2 separate regions of the Homo sapiens genome follow, and region 2 is linked to region 1. Evidence: chromatin loops called from intact Hi-C (ENCODE). Cell type or tissue: heart right ventricle. All regions are shown on one strand. Region 1 has its middle 120 kb from the start of LINC00845. Region 2 has its middle 170 kb from the start of LINC00845.

Region 1 (2,500 bases):
GAATTTCTTGCCACAAAATTGATGCAATTGCCGCATTCTCTGCAATGAATATACAGGCTCCCTTCTTGCTCTCAGAGAAGTGAAGCCTATCCTTGTTACCTTCAGCTCCCCGTACCAGTGAGCAACTTGGCCACGCAGGGACTTTAGGGCCTGAGAATGGATTCCTCGAAGTACTCTGCAGGAATTGATTAAAACAGGAAGGAGAGGGGCGGGGAGATGAGAGAGCCAGCAGAGGAAAATAACATGTTAGTGCTCCTTTGTGCCTTACTGAAGTCAAGGCTGACTTCATAGTGTCACTCAGGGAAGGAGGCCAGGATTCTAAAGAGGAGAAATGATTAAGAGGGAAGCACAGAGGAGGATGAATTCAGAACCAAGCAGGGAAAAAACCTCATACCAGCCATTATGATAAAATCAAGTAGGTGCAAGGAAATGAATGGGCAATTTGAGAGTGAAAATTATTTTATATCAGGCAGAAGACAGGATTCAAGGGTACTTCTAGCTTCAGGTATCTCTCACCATGCAATGTATTGATGTTGAGCTGTAAAATAAATTACTTAGAGTCTAACTTTCCCATTGGTTTTATTATTAAAGTTATTTTATAATATAATTTTATAATATAAATACATTTAATATATACTTATATGAATATAAATATATTTATATTTTAAATATAATAATGTTATGTGTTTACAAATGATTCTAAGTTATATAAATTATTTTCATAAGCTATACAGATCTTTCTAATGAGTGAGGTGAGGACTTTTGATGAGCAAGAGGAGGAGTTGTAGGCTGCTCCTGTGGCATGCTGGGTGTTTTAGAGAATTGAATGGGATTTGACTTTCCTCATTTTCCTTGTTTTTGTTCTTACAATCTGATTTTTTAATAATGGATCCTTCCTTTCTTTCTACCCTTGGTAGAAGTAAGAAGTATTTATTTCATACTTAGAAGTCCCTAGTTTCCATATTTACAATGCCAAATTTAATCTCCTTATCTTTTGCCTAATTTGAGCATAGAAAAAAAATTTTTTTCATTAACTTGGATTCCAGATTTGCAATCTGTGAGCTTTCAGATAGTGTCACTTAAGAAAAAAATCAATCAAGATAGGGTCATACAATTTTTGTCCACTTAGGGGAACAAAGTGACATTGAGAATTTTTAAAACTTCAATTAAGAAAAGAATTAATTGCAATTTAAGGCAAATCACTACAGTATAAGCTGAATATTTGCTACAGTAAACAAAAATATTGTCTGTAAAGACATAGACGAACTCACTTTGTGTCTAAGTCAAATTACCTAGAGTATTTGAATGAGGCAAAAGCGTGTAAAAGTGATGTTCTCCTACCATGGATTTCGCCCAGTTCAGTCTGGCTGTTTTCCATTGTGTCTGACTTCCAGAGGTTTTGTAGTACAATGTTCAGCAGTTCTGGTTGAAAACACTACATTTCACCAATAGGTGTCACTGTCTAACGCATGATATATTCAGACATTTAAAAAAATTATCATGTATGGATTTCGAGGTTCTGTAATTCTAATGAATTCCATACTTTATCAGTGTCGCAGTGTAGAAACATTGAGCATTAAGTTTCTATAGAGCAAAGACTCTAGAGGCTGCTGGGGGCAGAGGAAGGAGGTGGATCAGATACAGAATTCTAGCATTTTAGCTATTTCAGGGGGAAGTTAAGAGTAACAGTACGGATCTTGAGCTCACTGGCACTCAGAAGACTGTGATCAAGCTGATGACATAAATAATTTGAACAATTGCTTCTTGAGGCTCAATTGCTTTTTCCCCCCTTTAATCAGTGAAGAGTTGCCCTTGAACACTTGACAAAGCAGGCAGTATTTAGGGATTAGAAAAAGAGAAGAGAATCACTGTTTTGTCAAATTCTCTTAAAGATTTAAAGGCCTAAGTTGAATTCCCCCTCAACTTTTTTTTTTTTTTTTTTTTTAGACAGGGTCTTGCTCTATCACCCAAGATGGAGTGCAGTGGCATGACCATAGCTCACTGCAGCTTTGAACTCCTGAGCTCAAGCAATGCCCCCACCTCAGCCTCCCTAGGAGCTGGGACTACAAGGTGCATGCCAGCACACCCAGAAAATTTTTTAATTTTAATTTTAATCTTTTGGTGGAGATGAGATCTTGCTATGTTGCCCAGGCTGTTCTCAAACTTCTGGCCTCACGGGATCCTCCCACCTCAGCCTTCCAAATTGCTGGGATTACAGATGTGAACCTCCACACTGGTCACTTTCATCTTGATGGTACAAGAAGAAAGTTGCTTTTCCATGAACTTTAGTGAACCTCATGGAAAGTTTATTTTTTATCAACTGCTTTAAAATTTATTATGGAGGTTTTTGAACCTATACAAAGTTAGAGAGAATAGTATGATATACCTTGATGAGCATATGACACAGCTTTAACTATTATCAATGTATGGCCAGCCCTGTTTCATCTGTACCTTCTCACCTCTGCCTTACTCTACTGGATGATTTTGAAGTAAATACTAG
Region 2 (2,500 bases), 50 kb after region 1:
AATCTGGGAGGCGGAGGTTGCAGTGAGCCGAGATCATACCATTTTACTCCAGCCTGGGAGACAGAGTGATACTCTGTCTCAAAATAAAATAACGTGAAATGTTGCATGAAGTCACTTGTACCTACCGGGAATGAGAAGGACACTCCACCAGAGGCCAAGGATCCGAGCTGCAGGCTGTACTTTTCACAGCTGTGTCCAGATGTAGAACCACACAGGCAGGTTACGTGGTTGGTGAAGACACATGCTTTGATCATGCCAAAGCCTGTAGCAGTTTGTAGGCAAAGAAGTGCTGTGAAAGCTGTGTCCTCCTGGTTTTTTCCTGGAAATAGCTCAGGGACAATGGAAGCTGCAAATTAATAGCCACACCTGCTTGACAGCAGCTGTGGTCTCCTGTGGGCTATAGGTTCTTAATGACTCCGCTAGTGAGGTAAGCATAGGGAATACAGTCCAGCATGAATGCAGAATCGTAAATGATACAGACTCAGACATATTATAGTTACATCTACATGAAAGCAAGTTATTTCTTTTTTCTGGGTCTCAGTTTCTTCATCTGTAATATGGGGAGAATAAATATCTTCCTTACAAATTTAAGTAATAACTGAGCAAAAAAATACATGTATGGTGTATATTACATTTCAATGGATACAGCAGGCACATAATAAGTGGTAGCAATGAAGCTATTTGCTTTGCTCTACCTTGGTCATGAATAACATGAATAATTGGTAAAGCCTCAGAAGAAGATGCTTATCAATGCTTTTGTGATTGCTCTCATCCCTATTTTCACTGGAAATAAAATAGCCCACATCGGTGACCAAACAGTGATTCTTTTTTTTTTTTTTTTTTTTTTTTTGAGATGGAATCTCGCTCTGTCACCCAGGCTGGAGTGCAGTGGCGCGATCTCCGCTCACTGCAAGCTCTGCCTCCCGGGTTCACGTCATTCTCCTGCCTCAGCCTCCTGAGTAGCTGGGGCCACAGGCATCCACCACCACGCCTGGCTAATTTTTTGTATTTTTTTTAGTGGAGACGGGGTTTCACCGTGTTAGCTAGGATGATCTCGATCTCCTGACCTCGTGATCCGCCCGCCTCAGCTCCCCCAAAGTGCTGGGATTACAGGCGTGAGCCAGCACGCCCGGCCAACAGTCATTCTTTACTATTCTTATTTGTGAACACTCACCTTGTGCTGCCATCTGGAGGCCAGGCTGGTAGAGAAGGGACTGGGTCCAATTTCAGGTCTACCGCTAAACTCAGCAGCTGTGTAAGCTCTGAAAAATGGCTTAACTTATCTGTGCCTCAGGCTCTTCATCAAACATCTGGCTTTTATCACAGGTTTGTTACAACCAGTAGAAACCACAGCTGGAAAAGTACTTTGGGGATGTGACTACAAGATACACAGCAGTAAACACGCTGCTGAGATATTCACCCAGACTCCCCATAAACAGAGAATGCTCTGGGAGAAGTTCAGAAGGAAAAACCCCGATTTCTGCAAGAAATCTAGCTGTCTTCTATGGGCTAAATCTACAGATTTACTCTTATTGGAGTTAATTCCATTTTCCCAGGAATAGGAGTAAAAACAATTTCATCAGGATCCTTAACTATAATTCTTCAAACATAACTGGTGCTTGTCAGCTAGTCATTGCTTAGTTGCTTGAATGTGCATGTTCACAGATACTAGTATTCCCGATTTAAATTTCCTCTCCTAGGCATCAACTACAAATTTTCTCCTCATTGCTCCTCAAGAGGGTGCATTTCCTCATGGAATTCAAGGCCACTATATTAATGGAACTCCAGGGGAAGGGATGGAGGGGTCACAGTCCTCCCCCTGCCTGTGGTCCTTTCGTCTCATTTTTTTTTTTAGAGCACATGAAGTTGGGCTGACACTGCTTTTGCTTCAGAATACACCCTTTAGCATTGTCATCATCACCATCCTTATAAAGTATCAATAAGTAGGAAATACTCTTCAAATCTTTGGTGAAAGTGGTCATATTTATTTTTCAACAAAAATGTTTGAGTTCTATATATCAGAATAGCATGACGTTTTCTATCTCTTGATTTGATTCTCCATTCTTTGAATTTTCCAAAAACCAAAAATTAGGTTCTAGGAGCACAAAAGAATATGAAAGTCATTCAGGCATACACACACAGTCACTATCACGAGAACAGCATGGGGGTAACTGCTTCCATGATTCAATTACCACCCACTGGGTCCCTCCCAAGATATGTGGGGATTATGGGAGCTACAATTCAAGAGGAGATTTTGGTGGGGACACAGCCAAACTGTATCTTTCTGCTCCTGGCCCCTCCCAAATCTCATATCCTCTCATTTCCAAACACAATCATGCCTTTCCAACAGTCCCTCAAAGTCTTAGCTCATTCCAGCATTAACCCAAAAAACCAAGTCCAAAATCTCATCTGAGACAAGGTAAGTCCCCTCTGCCTATGAGCCTATAAAATCAACAGCTAGTTAGTTACTTCCTAGATACAACAGGGGTACAGACATTGG

Evidence for each region. Hi-C counts contacts between places; a loop is a spot of excess contacts. Peaks named below come from ENCODE experiments on the same cell type or tissue, not always from the same donor. Only the 100,000 strongest peaks of a DNase experiment are listed, where the experiment ranks them.
Region 2: it touches region 1 in a loop (18-fold over the local background); 33 of 110 quality-filtered maps call a loop at or near these places.

Annotation. Positions count from the first base shown.
Region 1 is chr10:61,139,526-61,142,025 of GRCh38, forward strand. No RefSeq gene overlaps it. Among named protein-coding and RNA genes, the nearest start is that of LINC00845, 120 kb to the left of the region's middle. In heart right ventricle, a CTCF peak has its summit at 1,452 (motif pointing right); a DNase peak (open chromatin) is centred at 1,396.
Region 2 is chr10:61,189,573-61,192,072 of GRCh38, forward strand. No RefSeq gene overlaps it. Among named protein-coding and RNA genes, the nearest start is that of LINC00845, 170 kb to the left of the region's middle. In heart right ventricle, a CTCF peak has its summit at 1,191 (motif pointing left); a DNase peak (open chromatin) is centred at 1,179; H3K27ac peaks cover 1,551 bases.